Regions from separate parts of the Mus musculus genome. Here region 1 is linked to region 2. The links are chromatin contacts, found by Hi-C or POLR2A ChIA-PET in ENCODE. All regions are on one chromosome and are shown on one strand. Each heading gives the region's core, a stretch centred on a gene start or an enhancer-like site at or near the end of the contact. The rest is flanking DNA. Distances are from core to core; before and after follow the strand shown. Region 1 holds the start of Slc30a5 (solute carrier family 30 (zinc transporter), member 5). Region 2 holds the start of Taf9 (TATA-box binding protein associated factor 9).

Region 1 (4,827 bases), core at 1,457-3,956, 180 kb before region 2:
CCCAGATGTGAAGATAACAATAAATAAACATAATACTATGAAGTCTCCTGCGGTTGATGCCCCCAGGGTTGGAGAGATGGTTCCGTAGGTAAGAAGGTTTACTGCTCCCGTGGAGTACACAGACAGGGGTTCACAGCAATCTACAACTCAACAGCCACATGGAGGCCCACAGCAATCTACACCTTCAGATCCTGGGGAACTGGCCTTCTCGTCTGACCTCTTTAGGCACCAGGCATGCACATGGTATGCACACTCGTAAGCGAGACACTCCTCTACATAAAATCAATTTTTAAAAATGTTCCCCACAGGCTCATACACTGGAGCTCTTGGTCCCCAGCTCGTGGTGATGCTTGGGTAGGTTTAGGAGGAGTGACCTTGCTGAAAGAAGTATGTCGCTAGGGATGGGAAGACGTTTGAGGCTAAAAAGCCGACTTCTGGCTTGCTCTCTGTGCTTCAAGCTTGTAGTTGAAGACGTGAGCCCTCGTCCTCCATTTCCTGCCACTCTGCCTGCTGCCACCGTTCCTCGTCCTCCATTTCCTGCCACCGTTCCTGCCATGACAGGCTCCTGACCCTACGGAAGCATAAACCGAATACCCCTTCTTCTGGAGGGCACCTAGGCCATGGTGTTTTATAACAACAGAAAAGAAACCCATATACATGATGAGTTTAAAAAACAACAAGATCCCAATGAAACACACACACACACACACACACACACACACACACACACTAAAAACAGTCGCAGTGAGGCTATGTTGTATTGTCAGTCTTTTACTTGCTTCAAACAGGAATGTGTGCGTCTGTAGCTTCTCCAGACTGTACCTGCCTCCCGGCTCGGCGTGTAGCGTGAAAAACCTTTACTGAGGTCTCAAGTAAGAGTGTCAACCCCTAAGGTTTTCTCTTTCTTCTTCCCTTCCCTTCTCCTCCCCTCCCACCCCCCCACCCCCTCTCCAGGCAATCTTTTAAACCCTGAGGCTTTCCCTGTGCTGGGAAGAGCACAGGCACTTGCCACCAGTCTAACTAAAAGGTTTGTTCCTTGTTTCTTCTGCTTCTGCTTCTGTTACTTCTTCTTCTGCTTCTGTTACTTCTTCTTCTGCTTCTGTTACTACTTCTTCTTCTTCTTCTTCTTCTTCTCCTTCTTCTTCTTCTTCTTCTTCTCCTTTTAATTTATCAATATGAAATGACTCACAAACTCTTTGCCAGCCTTTCCTGTTTATCAGATGCTCTTTGGAAAACCTCCAGACTTTAACATGTTACACTGTCAGCTGAGTCTTGCTCTCAGCTTGCTAACTACTCTCTACCACAGATTAAAGGTAAAGCCTTTGCTAGCTTGCTCACATACATGTCACTTGGACTCTTTGTGTGTGTTCAAATTCAGTAGAATAGTATCAACTAATTATGATTTGTCCTTCTGGAAACCCCACTTTCTCCTTCAAATCACCAGTCCAAACCTCCCTCAGTAATAATAGCTAACACTTACTGAGTAATACTAAATGCCACTCACATTCCCTCTGAACAGCTTTATAATATAGATATTACTATTCCTACTTTCCGGAAAGGGGGTGTGTGCCTATAATGCCAGCACTTGGAAGACAGAAGCAGGGAGACCAGAGTTCCAGTCCGTCCTTAGCTATATATCAAGTTGGAAGCCAGCCTAGGCTACATAAGACCTTGCCTCTATATAACAACAACAAACGACGAACGGGAGGAAAACTAAACAACAGATAGGTCAAGTGACTACAATTGTTTATTTCTTTTCTTGTTCCTTTTGAGACAGGATCTCACCTTGTAGTCCTGGCTAGCTTAGAATTCAGTATGTAGACCAGGCTGGCTTCAAACTGCCTCTGGCTATAATTGGGATTAGAAGCATGCGCCACCATGCTGACCAAGATGTCCACAATTATTGAGACTCAGACCAATAGAGACCCAGGTACCTGTAAAAAAATAGCTTTTATATAGATATGTCTACACTAAGTAATATCATTTCAAAGACAGGATTGAAGAAAATCAATATTTTTAGAAAGGGAATAAAATTGTTTACAATAGCACACCTGTAGCCCCTTCCTTCTGTGTTCCCTCTCACACACTTGAGCAGGTTAGCCTGTACTCCTGCCCAACAATTAAATCCACAAGCAGTTGCCTTTCTCCATTGTTTTAGCCTCCCACTCTGCGTTATCGTATCATCAGAAATCCAAAAATAATAATCTCTTTGTGGGAGTCACAGGCACTTCAAAAAACTTTTAGCTTTCTCATTAGAAAAAAAAAAAAAAAAAAAACAAAAAAAAACCGTTAATGCACTTGAGTTAGCAACGCCTATATGTGGCTCACGCCTGAAATTCATCATCCAGGTTTATGAGGCTAGCCTGGGCTACATGCTGAGTTCTAGGTCTATCTGGGCTACAAAGTGAAGCCGTTTAAGAAAGAAGAACCCTGAAGCAAAGGGCTAAGCTCTGTTTGTTAACACAAATATGCATTTTCTAGGGGACCATCCATCCATCCCTCGAGCGAGGAGAACACGCTGTAGCCAAGATGGACCTTAGGTGGCGCTGCAGGGACCTCTTAGGGGCTTCTCTTGAAGACGCGAGGAGGGGGCGGGTCGAGCGGAGCCTTCCCAGCGGTGGGAGGAGCCTGAGTGAAGCGAAGCCACGTGTCCACCAGCGCGCAGGCGCAGGATTGGTCACTCCCCCGGGAGTGAGGGCTGCCGGGGCGGATGACGTGGCCCGGTAACGTTCCTGCCCGTACGGCCTCCGGGGAACGGCGCTGCCGGAACAGCCCGCGGCCTAGTCCCGCCCAGCGTGCGTGTGCCTGCTTGCCGAGCCCGGGCTAGCGGCGGAGACTGCCGAGCTTGCGAGGACGCTGCTGACATGGGGGAGTGACGCGCCTGCGCCCGCGCTTCCGCAGCGGCGGCGAGCCATGAGGAGAGCCCGCGGCGCGGGCAGCGGCTCCTGAGCCTGCATGGAGGAGAAGTACGGCGGGGACGCGCGGCCCGGGCCCGGCGGTGGCCTCGGGCCGGTGGACGTGCCCAGCGCCCGGTAAGGTGGGATTCCACGGCCGCCGGCGGTGCGGACAAGCTTCCCGCCTTGCTCGGACCCCGCGGGCTACCTCTGCGGTCCGTGGCTTGAGATCGGCGAGCGGGCGGGAGTCTGGGCTCGGGACGCACTGCCTGCCAGGTTCCAGTCCCTAGAGAGAGAGGATCTGAATGTCCCTCCCTGCCACTTAAGTAACGCAGGGCTCCGTAGCCTGTCCCACGGCTCGCCCAGAGGATATGCGCAAGGTGTCACCGTCTCAGGCGAAGAAACCAAAGTACAAGCCGATGAACTTGGGTATACAGCACAGCAAAAATGCAACCCTGTCATCGAGTTTTCGTTGCCGTGGTTTTGTGGGGAGAGGTGGGGGCTTATTCTAATAGTACGAAATGTACGTTCCCCCTCTCCCCCAAAACTCATGCCGTACGGGGATTCGTAGCGTGGAAATTCTTTACTTTTCCTCCAGCCTAAATTATTTTCCTTTTCCTAAAGCCTCTAGCCAGTTGTGCCCTTAGGTCCTGTCCTAAGTTCTGAGGTGGTGTTAAATAAAGCCCAACAATTTCGTTCAAACTGGTTAGCAGTATGTACGATGAGATTTCGTGATTGTTTTTGAAAAGGTTCTTAGACCGTGGTTACAGCGATACCAGCTAACTTTTGTCTGGGGGGGTGGGGGTGGAACCCATATGCCGAGTAGAATTTAAACCAACTGCGGGATTTGCAGAATGCATTTGGTTTTCTGTCTATTTTCAGCAATTCATTTATAGCATGTCACGTGTCAACCAGTGACCATAAAACAGCTAGATGCAGAAGGGGCTAGTGCTATGGTTTGGTAATAAAGGGAAGTAATAGAAGGGACAAGACTAGGTCAGGTCACAAAATTGGACTATGGAGACAGATTAAAGTATCAGATCTTTGTTAAATTTCCTGTTGATAACTCCAGATTTCATAGCAGAGTTGCCATATTTTTAGGAAATACAAGGGTAAAATGTGATATACTTCATTTACTCTCAAACAGTTCAAGGATGGGGGGGGGGGGAGAGTGAGAGTATAAATAGTTTAAACGTGGTAAACATCCTTTGCCAACTTACCTGTATTATTTGCTTGGCAGAGTTGCCCTTCTATCGTAGGTTATTACAGAATTCAAATTTTGACTCAGAGCTGGCTGAATTTCAAGGGATTTCAGGTTTCCAGAGTTTTCTGTATGCTCGAGCACTGGATCTTAACTGCAACATTCGAAATGATCAGATCCTTCCAGTGTGGTTATTTTTATGCCTGAGTGCACAAATTCCAGTGGTCAGGGCTGCCAGCATTTGCTGAGTACCTCCTATGCCCCAAAGACTCTTAGTGTATAGATCCCTTTAGTCTTTCCAAGAACACTACAAGCTAAGTAGTAGTATCCTTGTTTGATAGGGCAGGAAACTGAGTTGCCTAAGGTCACACAACTAATGAATGACCTGGCAGTCTGAGTTGTTTCAGAATCTGTGTATTTACTATGCATGCCTTCTGTTTACACCTATGAATGCTTGAATTCATTGAATTGAACTAGTATTATTATTATTATACATCAAAATTATTTTTGAGACAAGATATTATACCATGGTGTCCACAACTGGCCACCTCCTTCCTTAGCTTTGCAAGTGCTAACATAGGCCGCTGTACCTGGTCAGCAGCTTTGCTGTATATGTGTGTGAATTATGTGCTGGTATGGCCTGTTCCTTGAGGCAGAGGCCCTCTCTGGGCCTGGATGCGGCCTAGCAGCCTCAGGCTTCCCTCTGCCTCTGTAGTGCAGTGACTGACACCC
Region 2 (4,934 bases), core at 520-3,019:
TCCCCAGAGGGAGCTACTTTAAACCAGTTTCTTACTTAACTTTCTATGTGTTTGTGTGTATCTAAGGGATACTTGGTGTGTATTTAAGTAAGTGTATACATACACACTGTATATATCCACACAGCATAGATACCCTTATAAATGACACTATACATAGTTTGCTTTTCTCCTTTTACAGCTAATACCCTCCACTTCCCCCTGTTTTTGTTTTTTTTCGAGACAGGGTTTCTCTGTGTAGCCCTGACTGTCCTGGAACTCACTCTGTAGACCAGGCTGGCCTCGAACTCAGAAATCCGCCTGCCTCTGCCTCCCAAGTGCTGGGATTAAAGGCTTGTGCCACCACTGCCCTGCTTATAGCTAATACCCTTAAGACAATCAAATGCATAATGTTCAAACTTATGTCAACTTGAACATTGTAAGAAATCCTGAAAAATCATGTCTCTATAGTCAAAAAAAATATACTTCCACTGTAAGAACACATCAATCCCAACTCTTACTCAGCGCTCGTGAACCCTTTCTGTATTCAACACTCCCATTCAGATCTACAGAGTTCTTATGATGTAACTCTTGTCCGTCCCTCCCCACTGCTTTCCCCCCTCCCGCCAACCGGCACGGTTCTAGGTTGGCCTTTGACTTCTCATCCTCCCTAGTATTGGAATAACAGACATATGCCACCCCATCTAGTCTATGTTGTTCTGGGGACCTGATTCCAGGGCTTCCTGCCTACTAGTGAGTAGTCTACCAACTGATCTACAGCATTCTCTGCAGCCTACTGGCTTCAGAATCTGAAAGCCCCAAGAAACTGTCTGGCCATGCAAATCAGATATTGTAAAATGTTCCTAAGGAATCTCAAAGCTAAAGCCTGCAGAGCTAAGACAGACAACAACCTCACCTGATTCGTTACCTGACAAAACAGCAGCTGAACTTTTTTCAGTAAAGTGATGGCATCTTTATCTATATCCATCCCATCTTTGTACAACTGGCCTATGACGCTACTAAACGCTACAACTTAACCTTTCTTATTAAAGCTCCGAAACGTCCCACCCACGATCAGCTCCAGATCACCACAAACGCTCAGAAACCTTAACACTGAAACAACAACAAAGCCCGTGGCGCGAACCGAACAAAGTAACAGTTCATTAGTCACGTCTCTTCACAAGCATCCCAAAAATCATCTACAGAAACCTTTCGGGAAGTGTTTCTCAAAAGCAAAGGGGTATCTAAAAATAAAAAATAAAATAAGAAGGTGACGACCAAGAAGGCCCAAAGACTGGGGTACCCACCATCACCACATCTCCTAACGGCTAAAAACTGCCTCACCGCACCTCGATTTTTAAAAACCCCAAGCCCGACCGCGACAAAGGCTCAGCAGCCCGTTCTCCAGGCAAAGATACCAGATTGACAAAGGCCAAGCGTCCGGCGGAGCGACGGGGCAGCGGGAGAGCAGGAGCCGGCCTGCCGCTCTCCCTCTCCTCGGCGCGGCGTCTGACCAACCGAACCGCCGCCTCCGCCGCTTCCCCCGCCCCCCACCCCAACGGTCGCGAGCGCCGGGTCCTGACGCGCCAGCCGACACGGCACGCCGCGCGGCCTGCGGAGCGCCCCCGGGACCTCACAGCCCTCGGCAAACCCCGGCCCGGCCCGACCCGACCCCGTTGCGCGCCCTAACCGGTGAGCAGGATATTCGGAAGCTTCATAGTCCTCCTTCCCCTGCAGCCAAAGCCTCCGCTCACGCGCCCGCCCCGACGCGCTTGCCAGGGAGGAACCGGAAAGGGCGGGCGTGCGTGCGGAGGGGCGGTCTCGTGCGCCTGTACGCGGCTAGGTTCCCTCGAGGCCCTCCGCCGGGCTCGCACGCACTCAGACCCTACCTCGGCACGCACCAGGAACTCCGCTGGCCTCGGGTCCTACGCTTCCATCTAATGGTGGGAAGCCGGGCCCCGAGACCCGCCTGCGTTTCGGGTCAGGCAGTGCGCTGGACGCCTACGTCCCTTGCTCGCTTGCCGGCCCCTCCCCTCTGGCTGCGTCGCGGAAGCGCCGTCCGTGAGGAAGGTCCCCAGGAGGCGGGCCCTCCAACAGCCTGCGGCTGAGCCGGGAGGGCTGGGTGGCGAAGTACAGCCCCGGTTCTCCGCTTTTTTCCGCCCGCGAGGGGACGCAGCTCCCGGAAAGTAAGGACGCCGCGGCTTCCGCTTGATTTATTAATATCCCAGAGGCGTGAGGTCAGCTGTGTCTTCACGCATACCTGGGCTGTGTCCTTCCCGGCCCGCCCTCCAGTCTGGACTGGTGTAGGATGTAGGTGAGGAGCCCTGGCCTGGAGCCATGGTGCGAGGTGTCAGCTCCGCTCACTGGTGATTGCAGAAACACCTAAGGACTGACGTGTGAGCTTTGTGTCCCTGTCCCCTGTGCAGTGTGTGAGGTGGAGGTGGATAGGCTAGGGGTAGTGTTGAAGTTCTCGTTATCTCCGGCGCGTTTCCCGAGCCTGATATCATCAGAGACGGTTGTTTGTTTATCGAAGGAGGTGACTGTCAGTCTTGTTTTCAAAGAGCCCTGATCATTGAGCATCTTTCATTTCGACAACTATAATTTCTTAAGCAGACGTTTTTGTGTCCCTTTGAAAGGTCAGGCCATAATCCTAAATTAGATAGGAGAAGATGATTTGTTTTATTGGGTGCCAAAGTTTTCAGCGTGTGGGCTTGTGTGTACCTACAACTCTAAAATAGATGGGTGCACCTTCCAATATATACATTTATCCAAAGTGACTAATGAGTCTCATTTCATTTTTTCCCCCTTAAATTGTAAATCCACAGTACTTGGTAGCATGACATGAAATACAATTTTCAGCATAAAAATAAAAATGTTTATATGGGATTAGTTTTTCTTTATAATAAAAGGTAAGTGCACAAATATATGGTTTTTCTGTTTCATTCATCGTTGAGTTTTTTTTTTTAAGATTTATTTATTTATTATATGTAAGTACACTGTAGCTGTCTTTAGACACTCCAGAAGAGGGTGTCAGATCTTGTTACAGATGGTTGTGAGCCACCATGTGGTTGCTGGGATTTGAACTCAGAACCTTCGGAAGAGCAGTCAGTGAGTGTTCTTAACCGCTGAGCCATCTCTCCAGCCCCATCATTGAGTTTTTATGAACAGCTTTTATTTATATTATACCATCATAGATAGATTATCTGATTAAATTGTAATCATTTAAAATTTACTTTAAGATTTTAACATCTTTATTTGAGCCCTTATTTCTTGGTTGATTATGTATTTTGGTATTAATCCTGTATTTACAGTTTTTTTTTAAATAATTTGAGCTGTTTTTCTTTTTTCCCCAAGGTGAATTATACTTCAACATACTCTAAATTGTATGCTACTGATGGGAACTGTTAAAGTTTATAATGTCAGAAACTTTCCTTAGACCAAAGGTGTCTTCCACAAAGGTATGATATACATAAAATGGTCATGTGGTGATTGCCTAAAGAAAATGAGAAAAGTTTGTTTGTTCTCAGTGCTTTATGCCTGTCAAAGTAGTGATAGTCCAGTGTCTGTTACAATCAGTGATCTGAAGTCTGGTAAGCTGCAAAACAACTATAACCATAATTATGAAAAGCCTCCTTTTTTTCTTTTCTTTAATTTTCTTTTCTTCTCTCTTTTACTTTTTCAAAACAGTTTCTTTTTGTAGACTTGGATATCTTGGAACTCAATTTTAGATCTGGCTGGCCTCTGTCTTCTGAGTGCTGGGATTAAGGGCTTGAACCACTACGCCCAGTTTTGAAAAAGCATTTGTAATTCCAGTTACTCTTAAGAGATACATATGTGGTTGTTGGCTAGCTTAACCACAGGCTCTACCTGATGTTCAGTCAGTGTGTCCTTTTTCAGCAAGATAGGAATTGTGAGGAAGTGTAGACTCATGCAAGAGAACTGGGAGCCGTTTCCCTAAGGGAACTCTAATTTTTTTTCTGATTTCTTTTTTTTTTTTTTTTAAAGATTTATTTATTTATTATATGTAAGTACACTGTAGCTGTCTTCAGATACCCCAGAAGAGGGCATCAGAGCTTGTTACAGATGGTTGTGAGCCACCATGTGGTTGCTGGGATTTGAACTCCGGACCTCTGGAAGAGCAGTCGGGTGCTCTAACCCACTGAGCCATCTCACCAGCCCTTTTTTTCTGATTTCAAGTAAATTATATAACTTTGCTGTTTTTCTTTCTCACGGTAGATGGAAGTAAGAAATAAAAGTACAACGTGTATAAATAACATACAAATCAATATTGTCTTCAGAAGGTTTAGTATAAAACTATTTTCATGCACTTTTAAATATAGCAGGAAGAAAATGATTATAGTATCATTGTCAATCCTTTGACATAGAAGAAATGAGTCAGGTGGCTATGACAACATTTTTTTCTTTCTGTACATCTTCTTTCTTCTACTTCTGATAATATTTTTGACCCTTTGACCAAAGGGTGACGTGTGGATTAGATTGATAAAATAGTTATCAGTCCACATTTCTTCCCATAAGCCTTATTCTCAATTTCAGTTTTGGAGTCTGTCTGTGAGAGGAATATTATCTAACAAGGAGTTCACAACTATAAGTTCCCTCCTTTTCTGATCTCCCTCCTCTTCCATCTCAGACATCGAGACTGAAGCCAGGGCGTAGCGACGTCAGATGAGCATTCTATTGCTAAACCATGTTGCTAACGGAAGCAGAGGATCCTTTAAGAGAGTGTATTCTTGTTTCCCCATTAGTTAGGCAGGAAATTTCGAAAACCACGTGATATGTTAGATTTTTCTAACGTAATAGAGTATTAAAATCCACTCTTAGGGTGCTGGAGAGATTGCTCAGCAGTTAAGAGCTCTTCCAGAGGACCAAGGTTCAATTCCTAGACCCACATGGCAACTTATAACTGTAAGTCCAGTTCCAGTGGGTCTGACACATCTCGT

Evidence for each region. A loop is a pair of places that touch in the nucleus more often than their neighbours do. ChIA-PET counts read pairs that join two places held with the same protein, here RNA polymerase II (POLR2A).
Region 1: a map of heart shows a loop between it and region 2 (3-fold over the local background). The contact joins the promoter of Slc30a5 here to the promoter of Taf9 in region 2. A Hi-C loop is called at or near these places in 1 of 37 maps with a recorded cell type or tissue (heart). POLR2A ChIA-PET finds 5 or more read pairs at or near these places in 1 of 5 experiments (Patski).

Annotation. Positions count from the first base shown.
Region 1 is chr13:100,831,306-100,836,132 of GRCm38, reverse strand. Slc30a5 (solute carrier family 30 (zinc transporter), member 5) reads left to right here and starts at 2,706. Exons shown (of 16, transcript NM_022885.2): 1 at 2,706-3,032. The coding sequence starts at 2,956.
Region 2 is chr13:100,648,178-100,653,111 of GRCm38, reverse strand. Taf9 (TATA-box binding protein associated factor 9) reads right to left here and starts at 1,769. Exons shown (of 3, transcript NM_027139.5): 1 at 1,667-1,769. It overlaps Rad17 (RAD17 checkpoint clamp loader component), which reads left to right and starts at 2,051. Exons shown (of 17, transcript NM_001044371.2): 1 at 2,051-2,162; 2 at 3,331-3,434. The coding sequence starts at 3,393. It overlaps Ak6 (adenylate kinase 6), which reads right to left and starts at 1,769. Exons shown (of 5, transcript NM_027592.3): 1 at 1,667-1,769. The coding sequence starts at 1,694.